2 separate regions of the Mus musculus genome follow, and region 2 is linked to region 1. A link is a contact called in ENCODE Hi-C or POLR2A ChIA-PET data. All regions are on one chromosome and are shown on one strand. Each heading gives the region's core, a stretch centred on a gene start or an enhancer-like site at or near the end of the contact. The rest is flanking DNA. Distances are from core to core; before and after follow the strand shown. Region 1 holds the start of Hgh1 (HGH1 homolog). Region 2 holds the start of Commd5 (COMM domain containing 5).

Region 1 (7,132 bases), core at 3,256-5,755:
CCTGAATTCAGCTCCTACCTATAGCCTAAACCCACTGACCTGCATCCACGGGAGCCCCTGCCTAGTTTCTCCCTTATTCTTACAACACACAGTTTAGGTCCCTTCCCTTCCCAGCCCTCACCATCCTAACAGATGTCCTCTTGAACCCACTCTCCCCAACCTGTCCATCACTTGTGTTCCCTTGCCCCGCCCTGCCGGTACACTGTGTGCAGATTTTGGCTTTGCCAACTGGGTGGGGCTCAAGAACTCCCTGCTGAGCACCTTCTGTGGCTCGGTGGCCTATACGGCCCCAGAGATCCTCATGAGCAAGAAGTACAACGGTGAGCAGGCTGATCTGTGGAGCCTGTGAGTACCCCAGGTAGCCCCCAGCAGGACCTGTGGGTGGGCTTAGGAAGGGACAACACCCTGAGGAAGTTGGGTCCCCAGAGGGATCATCCTCCATGCTATGGTGTCTGGGAAGCTGCCCTTCAAGGAACACCAGCCCCATCGCATGCTGAACCTGATTCGTCGAGGTCCCATCTTCAGGCCAGGGCTGTCCCCAGGTGAGCACCATCACGCCACGCTCCTTCCAAGGCCCAGTTCCAGCCTGGAGGGTAGCGAGACCAGGACCACCGCGATGAGAATACGGTATCACATTACCCCCATGTGCTGGAAAAGTACAGTCCTCGAACTGTATGTTGGGGAAGTTGAGCTGTGGTGGGACTGACTTAGAGGGCTACCAATCCTACTGAATATCTAACATGGCACTTTTCTGGAATACCACACCCCTCCTCTGCACCTCAGTCCCCTTTTGATAATAGCCCCCAAACCTTTGCCAGGACTAGTAGTGACTCCTGTCAAGCTGCCAACATTTCTGACAGTAGCAGAGTGTGGGTCAGGATTGTGGCAGGCTCCAGCAGTGAGCCCTCCCCTGTAGAGTGCCGGGACCTGATCCGAGGGCTGCTTCAGCTGCATCCATGTGAACGTCTGGACCTACAGCAGGTAGCTGCTCACTGCTGGATGCTGCCTGCAGAACACATGCTGTCCTCTGCACTTGGAGCTCCCCGAGGTGGGGAATGGCTCACAGCTAATTGGTTGGCCTGCGGGCCTAGATAGTGTCTAGCACTCCATATGACCCTTTGCTTTGCTCCATTGCAGAACAGGATCATTCCTGGTCCACAGTAGCCCCAGACAACACAGAGCCTGACAGAGACACCAGGCATGCCAGAAGCAAAGGCTCCAGCTCCTCCAGTGGCAGGACATCTCCAAGGAGACCGTCTCTGGCCCAGCTGTGCAACACCTGGAAGCCTGCACCAGAGCAATAGGTTCTACCACCCTTGGGCTTGGGCGTACCATGGCAGGTGGCTGCTCTCTATGTCCCATGTTCCCTAACAGGAACATGGCTGGGCACTCTCTGCTGAATTGAGGGTGGGTGGGTGTGGGAAGATTAAAAAAATGTTCATTCTGTTGAATTAAGGATGCAGCTATCTACAAGGGTGGGCCAGTGGCCTTTGGGTATCTCCTTGGGGACCTGGGTCAGGGGGAAAACACTAGTCTACACGGTGAATGTGCCAACAGTGTCAAAGCTTTAACAAGAGTGCTGGAGAGCATCATGGGGTTGGGCGGGGAGGAGGGGGGGGGCTGAGAAGACTCCTGGTACCCAGTGAAAACACCTAGCCATGCATGACAACACATACACCAGTCTTCCAGCTTCAGGGGTATGAAATAGAACACTGCAAACTCCCTTGGAGACTACAGGTCTCAGGGACCTGGAAGGACCTGTTGCTGAAGAAAACGTCACTCACAGGTGGAGTGAGATCTGTAGCTCAGAAAGGGGGACACAGTAGAGCAAAACTTGCCACGGTATCTACAGAGTTAGGAAGAAGGGGTGCATACACAGAGTAGGCTCCAAATGTTGGGGGTAGGATCGTACAGGGGTAAATGCTTCAAGAACACGCAGGAGAATCTCTTGCAGGAGAGTCTGGATGTCTTTTTTTTTTTTTTTTTTTTTTGGTTTTTTCGAGACAAGGTTTTTCTGTGTAGCCCTGGCTATCCTGGAACTCACTCTGTAGACCAGGCTGGCCTCAAACTCAGAAATCCGCCTTGAAAGGCAACCGAGACTTGAAAAAGCTAACCAAGGAGCAGGTTCTATCTAGCTGAATGGCTAAGTCCCAATTCAACCTGGGAATAAGGAGGCTGACAGGTGAAACAGAGAAACGGAGGCAGCAAATGGGAAACCCAGCAAGTCATCCAGAGACAGGCTCACAGGCTCGGATGGCAGAGCATTCTAGGAAGGGACGAGGATCCAAGTGTAGTCTGTCTTTTAAGGTCTTGGGCAAGGAAAGCAAGAAGACTCCGAAGGTTGGGGCTCACGGCGCTGTTTACATCTCTAAGCCTACCCACGTCCAGACCCCTCAGTGCCTTCAGGAATGAAAACCTAGTTGGCTTCCCAGGGCTTGCAGTATTTTCAGTCCAGTCCTATCACCAGCTGGGAATAGGCTCTTCATAGCTCCAGTGACCACCGGCATCCTGCCTCATCTGTAGGCAGCTGTGACAGAACCCAGCCAGCTCCAGCTCAGTAGTGCAGCTCTGAACTATGTGCATTATTGCCGGTTGCAACAGGGCACAGGATTGGGCAGCACCCTTGGGCTTCTCACCATTTACTGGGCATTGACCCTAGAACCCTGCGCCAACACTGGCAAAGGTGGGTCTGAAGCTGGCATTCAGGCCAAAGGGGCTTCAGGTGTGTGGGGCACCGTTGCCTCTTAGCTCTTGAGCGAGCTCCTGTTGCTCTTGCTGGTCGAGCTCCTGGAGCTGTTGTTCCACGTCTTCAGGTACCTGCACCTCCAGCAGGTTTTCCATGCCAGCCTCTGGCTCATCACCAATAAGCACCTGCAAGAAGAGGAGGCAGGTGAGCGGGCTCATAAGCCATTGGCACTTGCCTAGCCTTTCTGACCCCCCGCACTCACCTGGATAAGTTTTTCGCAAGCCATCCGCACATCGGGCTCTGGCTCCCAGCTGTGCAGCTCTCGAAGGATCAAGTAGGCACCCTGGTCCCGTACCTGCTTCCGACCAGGTGCCGTGGCTGTCAGCTAGGAAGATGGAAAAAGGTTACTCGGATGCCAATACGGACTTGTGGAGAGGCACTAACACCCCAGGCCCCTGCTCACCAGCATGACGGCTTCGATGAGCATCTTCCGGATGTCAGCGTCCGGCTCCCGTTGCTTGTCTGGTGACAAGTACTGCAGGTCAACAGGCAGCTCTAGGAGTGAGGGTGGGAGACTATTGGTCCCTGTGCTGAACACCCAAGCCCTGCTCTGCCTGGGTGAGCCTTGTGTGTGTCTGTAACGACCCCCTCCTTAAAGGCTGCCGGACTGAGGGACTCCAGACCTGCACACCTCTCCATCTCCCTCTTGTAGTCTTCCCTCTAGCACCAGACAGCCCTGAGGCAACCACCCAAGTCACTCACGGTCCATTTCTTCCTCGGAAAACTCTTCAGGCCCAGCCAAGGGCAGTAGCAAAAAGGGGAGAATGTCGACTTGGGCCCCAAGTAACCACTTGTGATGTCCTGGAGGTGCGGACAAGGAAGGAGATCAGAATAATGGTCCGTTGGGTTCCCTAGGGTCCAATCCCCACCTTGGCAATGGCACCACCCCCTCCTTGTCACTCACGATGCTCAAAACAGCAATTCCGAAGTGTTCCCACCACCCCGCCCCTGCGCACCGAAGAATCTGTGTACTGGGTAAGAGGCAGCAGCCGTTGGACCACGCACCTGTTGAAAGAAGATATTCACTGCTGTCCTTGTTCACTTCCACTTCCCCACCTTCCCGCCCGCGCAGGCGACTGGGTTTCACCTGTCTGGGTCCAGGAGAAAAGCACGCACCTCCGCCTGCTGGCTAAGGTTGGAGAGCAGCGGCCCCAGGTAATGCAGGGGTGCGGCCGCGTTGTAGCTCGGCGTGCACAGCGCGTTGACAAGTCGCTCCAGACCCAACCGCTCCGGCTCAGCGGCCATCAGCTTCTCCATTAACGCAGCACACGGAGCCGGCTCGCGACTCAGGTTGGCCAGCACTGCAGCCGCCTCTTCAGCCCAGGGCCACTGAGGGTCCAACACGCAGCGCAGCAGGCGGGCGGGCAGCTCCGGGTCAGCCGCCAGCAGCTGCCAGTGCACATTGGGATCAGCAGCCAAGTTCACGAGCGCGCGGGAGGCATCGCGGGAAGGAGCTGGGGCCGGGGCCACCGCAAGGTCGACCAAGGCCCGCAACAACTCTGGCTGTCCGGCCAACAGCGTGCGGCCCGAGCCCGCACCAGTCAGCGCCAGCACGTGCTGCGCCGCGGCCGCCTGCAGGTCGGCTCGCGCTCCGAGCACCAGGAAGGGCAGCAGTTCCACCGCCTCCGTGTCCGCGCCAGCCTCCTGCTCTAGCAACCCTCGCTCACCAGAGAACCCCGAACCTACTCCCGGTCCCCGCATGCCGCCAGCAGTCTCAGTCACTTCTCGTGCCGGGGCCACCGCCGGAAAAGCGGAAGTCGTTAAAACCCTTCCGAGGCTGAGAACCTGGCTGAAGGGGGCGGGGCCGGTTTCAGCGCGAGGCATTGTGGGCCACAGTATTAGGCACCCCTTAAGCTGGTGCAGATGCACCCTCCCCCCCTTCCCATCATCATCACCACCACCACCAGATCCTTGCAAGGACTTTTCCGGCTGCCTATTGCGTGTTTGCTTTGCCAGGAGTCAGAACCACGCGACCAGCACGCATAATTTGAAGCGAAGCTCGGCAGCCGGTGATCCTGGTGTCCAGAGTGTTTGCTGCCACCTTTTAAACCTGGTTTCAGACATCCAGGAACCGGAGGGTGCAGGACTCTGCGATGAAAAGGCAGCTTTGGATCAGTCTCTGACTTTGCAGAGGGGCTAAATTTTTTTTTCTAGTGCATTTGTTAGGTCCTCTTCAGTGACAGAAGTCTGAGTCAAGCAGGCTTGGGCAAAGGGAACTAATAAATGAATCTATAGTTTGCAGGTTTGGGGGCACCTGGTGACAGACGCCCCTGCCAGCTCTTTAGAGCACTGTTCGGTTTCTGTCTTCCATACCTCGCTGCGTTTCTTTGCTTCTCAGTGGCTCCATATTACCTTCCACCGGCACATTTGTTAGCACAGATGGGAGGACACTGGCCTTCTTAGCTACGTAATCCCTAGCAGAAGATAATTTCAGTACTAGGATCTGTTCTGGGAAAGTATCCCATTTGGTGCTTCTTGTGCCTGTATTAGCAATTAGCTGCCTGGGGTCCTTGCTCTCTCAAATTAGAAATCTTGAGTTAGGGGTTTTTCCAGGGCTGGTCCTTGTCAGGTTTTTGTAGGAGATAGCCAGGAACCGCCACGGTTCCAGATCCTATGCAACCTTAGATACTGACTGGGATCCTTCCGGCTACAATGGCAAAGTGGTTAGGTCTGTGTAGGGCCAACTGTCCAGATTTCCCAGCTGTTGACAGCAGCTAGTGAGTTTCTAAGAAAAGGCTCCCTTGCCTCTGTTTTGTTTTGTTTTGGAGACAGTGCTGGCTGTCCTGGAACTCACTCTGTAGACCAGGCTGGCCTCAAACTCAGAAATCCACCTGCCTCTGCCTCCCAAGTGGTAGGACCAAAGGCGTGCGCCACCACTGCCCGGCTCCTTATCTTTTTATAAACGTGTCACTGTCTAATCTCACAACTGAGGAGGCTGAGGCAGGAAGGTCAGTGTAAGTTTGAGGCCAGCCTGAGCTATAAAATGAGCTGGTCTCAAAAGATTTTTCTCTTAAACAAAGTTAACTTTGTTAACTTGACACAAAATAGTCACCTAGAAAGGGAAGCTCAGTGACTTTAAATTAAGTTGGCCTATGGGCACATCTGTGGGGGCTTAATTAGTGGAAAGACGTTGCCCCCACTGTGATTGTTACCATTCCCTATAGGAAAGGGGTTTTATAAGTGTGGAAAAAGCAAGCATACTGACATGTAGGAATCATTGCTGTCTTCTGTGAGTGGAATGTGACTAGCTGTGTTGAGGACTATTCCCCAAGCACAGCTGGAGCCATTTTGTCCCATGCCTGCCAACCACTTCATATTATATTCCTGGTACAGAAAATAGTTTGACTCAGAGCAGGATCAAGTTGACCACATATTTTGTTATAAGGTTTCTTCTTAAGAAACTCCACAACAGGGCTGGTGAGATGGCTCAATGGGTAAGAGCACCCAACTGCTCTTCCGAAGGTTAGGAGTTCAAATCCCAGCAACCACATGGTGGCTCACAACCATCCGTAATGAGATCTGACTCCCTCTTCTGGGGTGTCTGAGGACAGCTACAGTGTACTTACATATAATAAATAAATAAATAAATAAATCTTTAAAAAAACAAAAACAAACAACAAAAAAAAAACTCCACAACAGGGCTGGAGAGATGGCTCAGCAGTTAAAAGCACTGGTTGCTTGTCCAAAGGTCCTAAGTTCAATTCCCAGCAACCACATGGTGGCTCACAACTGTCTATAATGAGAACTTGGACCCTCTTCTGGCACACAGGTGTACATCAGATACTCATACATTAAATAAAATTTTAAAAAATCCACTTATGACCAAATTAAAGATCAGTTTGAACTGATGTCTAAACTGTCAAAGTAGCTTGAGTAAAAACCAGTCACGCTACAGTACTTTCTACACCTGCATATGAGCTCATTGTGGGTTTTGCCTTTATAAACTGGCCCTGGGAAATATTTGGGGTTACAGTCTTAGCTCCCCGAATCTAGGCTGTGTGCCTGATTCATCAGTCCTGGCTGTGCACTCACTAAACTATTCCTTTAATAAAGTGAGACCAGGGGCTGGTGAGATGGCTCAGTGGGTAAGAGCACCTGACTGCTCTTCCGAAGGTCTGGAGTTCAAATCCCAGCAACCACATGGTGGCTCACAACCATCTGTAACAAGATCTGACGCCCTCTTCTGGAGTGTCTGAAGACAGCTACAGTGTACTTACATATAATAAATAATAATATATATATATATTCAAATATATATAATAAATAAATCTTTAAAAAAAAATAAAGTGAGACCAGGGGCTGGCAAGATGGCTCAGCGGTTAAGAGCACTAACTGCTCTTCCGAAGGTCCTGAGTTCAAATCCCAACAATCACCCATAGAGATCTG
Region 2 (7,132 bases), core at 2,036-4,535, 530 kb before region 1:
AAAGAAGAAGGGACAGGCCAGACGTGGTGGCACATGCCTTTAATCCCAGGGCTTGGGAGGCAGAGGCAGGTGGATTTCTGAGTTCGAGGCTAGCCTGGTCTACGGAGTGAGTTCCAGGACAGCCAGGGTTGTACAGAGAAACCCTGTCTCGAAAAAACAAACAAACAAACGAGGAAAGAACACCGAGTTATCGTCATGGCTCAAGTTCCACAGGATGCTGGTGCACAGGGTATTCCAGAAGGGTAGTGGAGCTTTGGGTGGCAGGGTTCCAGGACTTGCAGAGTGGTAAATCAAGCCACCCAGGGGCAGGGTAAGGAGTTGAGTCAGCCCAGAAGAGAACCAGAATGAAAGATGCCTATACAGAAAAGTCTGTGGGAGGATGCCTGCTAGTGCTTTGTCTTGTGAACCGTGCAGGGCATAGGGCCCTGCCAGCACTAGGGTATATCTCAGCCAACCGGCCCACAGGACAGTTTTGTGAGAGTCTGTAAATGTATGTGCAAGTTTTCAGCCCTGTCACACTCTTCCTATATAGGCATCTGCCACTGGGTTGTCCTTTCAGAAACAAAGACATCTTTAAAAAAAAAAATTGTTGTTTATTTTATATGATCTTCAGCCACACCAGAGGAGGGCATCCGATCTCATTGCAGATGGTTGTGAGCTACCATGTGGTTGCTGGGAATTGAACTCAGAACCTCTAGGTAAAGAGCAGTCAGTGCTCTTAACTGCTCAGCCATCTCTCCAGCCCTGAAAAAAGACACCTTATATATTTATTTATAGACAGGGTTTCTCTGTGTAAACCTGGCTGTCCTGGAACTCACTCTAGATCAGGAGGAACTCAAACTCAGAGATCCATCTGTCTCTTTTGAGTGCTGCCATTAAAGAGGAGCACCCCCACCATCAGGCAATTTTTTTTTTTAAGATTTATTTTATGAGTCTGGGTGTTTGGCCTGTACAACTGCACCAAGTATATGCCTGGTGCCCAGGAATGACAAAAGAAGTGATTGGAGCCCTTGAAAATGGAGTTACAAACAGCTATGAGCTGTTACGTGGCTGCTGGGAATCAAACCCAGGTCTTCTGCAAAAGCAACAAGGGCTCTTAACCACAGACTCAACTCCCCAGCTCCCAAAGACACTCTTGACATGCCCAGTGGTTCCAAACTCCCCATGGAGTGGGAGGTAAAGTACTGGACAGGTGCCTCGGACACATTCAAAGGTTTTAATCCACTAACGCTGCATGGCTTCACTAGCAGCCGACACACCACTTGATCCGTCTGCAGAGTACTCCTGTGACCAACCTTCTCCTCATCTGACCTGGCTCTATTCAATTGTCACAAGCTGTACTCATAGTTTTATTGTTTGTTTTAGATTTACAACTTTCTGAGTATGAGTAGTTTGCTTGCATGTATGTTTGAGTACCACATATGTGCCTGTGTTGGATGTCTTGGTGTTGGGTCCCCCCTGCCCTTCCCCCACAACTGAAGTTACAGAAGGTTGTGAGCCACCACGTGAATGCTGGGACTTGAACCCAAGTCCTCTTTGCAAGGGCAAGTGCTCTTCACTGCTCAATCAATCCTCCGGCCCTGTTCTCATGTCTTAATATTTAAAATATGTATTTAATGTTATATATACCAAACATTATTTAATGCATATTTAGTATTTGTAATGTCTTCCCCCCACCCCCTCTGATCTTTCCACTAGGATGTCAGCTTCAGGAAAGCAGGAATTTAGGGCAAAAGAATAAACACGTCCGCAGCAAAGCACAGGACTTAGGAAAGCAAATGGGCAGAGTTCAGCCATGCTGAGCAACCATGTTGTATGTTGTAAGAGATCTTCATCTGGACTTAGCTCTGCACATCGTCTCATCCAGGAGCACAGCTGGGGAAGGGACAGGTAGGTTTAATTCCCTAATAGAATAACATGTTTTTAATAGTTGCTTTACCTCTTTAATTCGAAACTGAGCCTCACTACGTAAAACCCAGCCAGGCCGGCCTTACATTTCACATTCTCCAGCCTCAGCCCAGCTGTTTACTTGTAAAACAAAACCCAAAAGTCCCAGCTGTCTTTTCACTTAAAATATGTTCTTACATCCTCATCACCAGTGCGGCTGGGTTCTGGTACCAGCTTCAGCACCCCACAGTACCAGGGTTCAGTCCTGCAGTTTGCGCTCACACTTTCTCTCCAGCTCTGCCATCTCCTTAAGGACCAACGCCACGCTGTAGCGCAGCTCCTGGAATTTGGCTATGGGCACCTCGAAGCGGTGTGCCGATCCATCTGTGAGCTTCAGCTGCATGAGAACACTCGGTTGCAGGGAGCGGGACTGAGCACTGGTTGAGATGGCCACATCCACCCGCCACCGGAAATTCGACACACGAGGCAGCGAGGATCCCTGCTGCTGGGCTACAGAGTCGAGAAGAGGGCGTTGACTCCCAAATGCCAAACTGGCCAGATCTCCAATCATATCTTGGGGAATGCCAAGTTCCTGGAGTTCGTCCTGGAAGGCATCTGGTTTCAGACTGGCAGGGGGCAGCCGGAGAGCCTGCTGGAGCAGGGTGTGTGTGCCCGCCAGCAGGACGGCCAGACGCTCCTCTGACAGGTTGGCGCTGGCACCAAGGTGCTGCACGGCCTCTCTGCAGTCTTTCCCATGGAGGGCCCCGACTACGAGTTTCAACAACTTTCTGAAGGTGCTCCTGTCTAAGTCCTTCAAGAGCTGGGCCACTGCCGTCACTTCTGCAGAGGGCTGGGAACCCAGGAAACTGACCCGGCCGCTGTGACTGTCAGTTGGATGGTGTAAGTATGGAGCCGCAGCCCCCAACGCAGACATCCTTCCTTTCCCTTTCTTGACCAGGCCGGAGAGAAGGTACTAACCACAGTAGCCTGGAGAGGTGAAGGAGAGACAAGTGACTTCCTACTCGGGAGCTTCATGTACTAAAAACTGGGGGTGGATGAGGGGCTCCCACCCGCCTGTCTACCAAGGATAGATAGCAAATAGGATGCATGCTTTGGAGGTGGCCCTGAGACCTTGCGGCAAAGGAGCCCGCCTGAGTCTAGCAGAAGGGAGGCGTCCCGGAGATTTAACAGTTGGCAGGGAAAAGAACCAAGAAACTGAAGCGCGCACCAAAATCCTACATAAATAGGGAACGAGGACCCCCCCAAACCCTGAATCCTCATCATAGCTCTGGAAGACCTAAATCACACATTACAAATACAAACTAAGCCTTGAACGCCCTCTGCACCTGGAGGAAGCTATCCGCAGGAGCTGGCTGTGGCTGGCAGCAGCTGAAACTTGGCCGAGTCTCAGGAAGTGCCACTTAGACACTTCCGGGCCGCTCTAGGAAAGCGCGACCGTGGCTCTCTGTGGTCCCGGGAGCCGAGCGCATGCGCCGCCCGGTCGCTTGCCTTCTAACAGTGTTTTGGGAAGCGAGAGGAAAGTTCAGTTAGCTTCCGTGTGGGATGCATGGATTCTGCTGGCCTGTGCAGCCCCATGTGAAGAACAGACGTAAGAATTATTGTGGTTGATGCCAACGAATTGCATATTTTAAAATACTTAGATGGTCTAGGCGGCGGCCCACGTCTTTTAATCCGAGCACTAGGAGGCAGAAACAGTTCAAGGTCAGTCGGGTCTACACAGAGTTCCAGCACAGGCAGCGCTACATACCCTGTCTCAAACAAACAAACAAACAAACCCAAACAATTTCAATAAACCAAACAGAATTCCCCGCAGAAGTGGGGGGGGGGGGTAAATTTGTGTGGTATATGCATTATAGCCCCAAGAAGCTTTTGGGGTAGGTGATTAATTTTGCCGGCAAAGTCTGGACGTTTTATCAAGGATGGTATGAATGGCTAATGACCCAGCCCTGGTGATATAAGCGAGTGATCGGAAGAGCCTGGGACAGGATGATCGCAAACCCAAGGCAGGGCTAATCTGGGCTCCAGAGTGAGTTCAAGGTCAACCTGAAGAACTTGGTGTGTTGCTTCATCAGAGATTGGAGGAAGTTGGGCGTTATGGTGTACACCTTTAATTCCAACACTTGGGAGGCAGAGGCAAAGAGATCTCTGTGAGTTCTAGGCCAGTCAGGGCTACACAGAGATTCCATCTTAAATAAATAACACACACAGACACACACACACACACACACACACTTCCTAAGCAGCCAAAATTAATTTCGTGATATAGCAGAAATATAATGGTTCCAGAAGCTCTAAGTGTTGATAGGACCATGTTCTTGAGCCCCTTGCAACATTAGCTTGCAGCCAAACATCCTTGACATTCCTTAGCTTGGATATATCACTCTAATCTCTGTCTCCAGACAGACTGCTTCTGCTCCTGAATGCTGGAATTAAAGGCATGTGCCATGCCACCACTTCCTGGCTCACTGCCTCCATCTTTAGGTGGGATTTCGACTTTCCTGTAAGCATTCTCATGACTTCACTTACCAGGACCATTGTTCCAAATAGTGTCTCATTTACTCTCAGGTTCCGGAGATCTTAGGACTCCAGGATATCTTTTGAAGAACAAAATTCAACCTATATCTAATATATGTTCATAAAAGCCTTTTGTTTGGGGATCTTTTTTTTTTTTTAGCGAAGGGGATGTGCATTTCTGTGTGTGCTCACGTGTGTGTGGGTACACATGTATGTGTAAATGCATGTGCATATGTGTGCATGTGGAGACAGAGGTCACCATGGCTGGTGGCATTTTGTTTGTTTGTTTGTTTTTCCGAGACAGGGTTTCTGTGTGTAGCCCTGGCTGTCCTAGAACTCACTTTGTAGACCAGGCTGTCCTGGAACTCAGAGATCCACTTGCCTCTGCCTCCCGAGTGCTGGGATTAAAGGCATGCGCCACCACGCCCGGCGGCTGGTGGTATTTTAAGGGAGAGTGTGGAGCCTGCTCTCTATTTAACATAACTGGAGCCATTTTGTATCCAGTCTCCATTTTGTTCATAAGTTAAAATTAAGTTCAGGTTCTCAGGCTCCACTTCCCAGAAGAAATTATCCATAGCTGACACTGGAGACTGCTACTCAGCCAAAAAGTTAGGGTTCACCTCTACTCTATTATCTCAATGTATTGCGCCCCCCATCCTCTCTTACTTCACCTAAGACCAATAAGTTAGCTGTATGGTTAGCCAAAAATGTTATGCCTCTTCACTTCCTGACTTTTCCTATAAAACGCCTGCCCTGAGGCCTGGCTGATACACTTAGGCTCTGGGTCTTTTTGGTGGTCCTGATTGATGAGTCTGGGGTATGCGTTCAATAAGTTCTTAACTGAGGTTGATGTGGGTTTCATGTGGCAATTCTTGAACCCCAACACAGGGTAGCCCTGCCTTAAGTAGCTCTGGCTATCCTGGAACTTAAGTGCATAGACCAGCCCGACCTCAAACTCCTAGAGACCTGCCTGCCTCTGCCTTTGCTCTCTCTGTCTCCTCTACCTCCCATGTACTAGGATGAAAGATACCAATATGCTAGCTTTGTTGCTCTTAGTTTTGTTCCTTTGATTTTGTTTTGGGGGGTTGTGATGGTTTGTATATCCTTGGACCAGGGGAGTGGCACCATCTGAAGGTGTGGCCTTGTTGGAATAGGTGTGACCTGGTTGGAATGGGTGTGTCACTGTGGGTGTGGGTATAAGATCCTCACCCTAGCCGGGCGTGGTGGCGCACGCCTTTAATCCCAGCACTTGGGAGGCAGAGGCAGGCCGATTTCTGAACTCGAGGCCAGCCTGGTCTACAAAGTGAGCTCCAGGACAGCCAGGGCTATACAGAGAAACCCTGTCTCGAAAAAAACCAAAAAAAAAAAAAAAAGAAAAGATCCTCACCCTAGTTGCGTGGAAGTCAGTCTTCCACTAGCTGCCTTTGGATGAAAACATAGAACTCTCAGCTCCTCCTGCGCCATGCCTACCTGGATACTGCCATGCTCCCACCTTGATAATGGACTGAACCTCTGAACCTGTAAGCCAGTCCCAATTAAATGTTGTGTTTTATAAGACTTGCCTTGGTCATGGTGTCTGTTCACAGCAGTAAAACCCTAACTAAGACAGGGTTGTTCAGTTTTGGTTTTTTTTTTTTTTTGAGACAGTGTTTCTCTGTGTAGCCCTGGGTATCCTGGAATTCACTCTGTAGACCAGGCTGACTTCAAACTCTGAGATCCACCTGCCTCTGCCCTGCAAGTGCAGAGATCAGAGGCATCATCTGGCTTCTGCTGTTGCTTTTTTTTTTTAAGATTTATTTTATTATCATATATATACACTGTATACTGTTCAGACACACCAGAAGAGGGTGTCAGATCTCATTACAGATGGTTGTGAGCCACCACGTGGTTGCTGGGATTTGAACTCAGGAACTTCGGAAGGGCAGTCAGTGCTCTTAACCACTGAGCCATCTCACCAGCCCCCTGCTGTTGCTTTTAATTTCGTTTCCTTATGCATGTTTATATGGGTGTATTCGTGTGTGTGAATGTGTGCCCCAACGTGAGGACAGTTTGCAGGAGTTAGTCTCTCTGCTCCATGTGGGTTCTGGAGATTTAACTCGGGGGCATCAGGCTTGATGGCAAGTGCCTTTACCCACTGAGCCATCACCTTGCTTTTGCTTTTGGTTTGAGACAGGGGCTCTCACAGGGACATCCCTCTCCAGGGTCTAGCCCAGTAAGTGTAGTCCTCTTCTTTCATTAAGGAAATGTCTCTTTGCAACAAAGGAAGACCATGTTAGAAAAACACAACCTATCAAAATGGAGAGCTGAGAAGAGCAATCTCCATGGATATATTTACAATATAAGCCCTGCATCTAAGGCTTGGAGATTGTCTTAGTTTACTTACTATTGCTATGGTGAAAGAGCAGGACCAGAAGCAAGCTGGGGAGGAAAGGGTTCATTAGGCTTAAACACCCCACATTGCAGTCCTTCACTGAAGCAAGTCAGGGCAGGAACTCATGCAAGGCTGGAACACAAGGCAGGAGCTGGTACAGGGGTCACCAAGGGAGGAGAGCTGCTGGCTGGCTTGCTCCCCATGGTTTTCTCAGCTTGATTTCTTATAGAACCCAGGACCATTAGTAACATTAACCACACTTAGCGCGGTGTAGTTACATAATTAGGACTATATATGTGTGTACATATACATACATGTGTGCATATAACAATAATTAAT

Evidence for each region. A loop is a pair of places that touch in the nucleus more often than their neighbours do. ChIA-PET counts read pairs that join two places held with the same protein, here RNA polymerase II (POLR2A).
Region 2: a map of T-helper 17 cell shows a loop between it and region 1 (2.3-fold over the local background). The contact joins the promoter of Commd5 here to the promoter of Hgh1 in region 1. A Hi-C loop is called at or near these places in 1 of 37 maps with a recorded cell type or tissue (T-helper 17 cell). POLR2A ChIA-PET finds 5 or more read pairs at or near these places in 1 of 5 experiments (embryonic stem cell).

Annotation. Positions count from the first base shown.
Region 1 is chr15:76,366,271-76,373,402 of GRCm38, reverse strand. Hgh1 (HGH1 homolog) reads right to left here and starts at 4,505. Exons shown (of 6, transcript NM_021555.2): 1 at 3,834-4,505; 2 at 3,651-3,751; 3 at 3,449-3,547; 4 at 3,150-3,241; 5 at 2,949-3,071; 6 at 1,992-2,871. The coding sequence starts at 4,447. The coding sequence ends at 2,719. It overlaps Tssk5 (testis-specific serine kinase 5), which reads left to right. Exons shown (of 8, transcript NM_183099.2): 5 at 213-345; 6 at 427-542; 7 at 917-1,048; 8 at 1,138-1,445. The coding sequence ends at 1,304.
Region 2 is chr15:76,896,094-76,903,225 of GRCm38, reverse strand. Commd5 (COMM domain containing 5) reads right to left here and starts at 3,285. Exons shown (of 2, transcript NM_025536.2): 1 at 3,234-3,285; 2 at 1,929-2,874. The coding sequence starts at 2,821. The coding sequence ends at 2,147.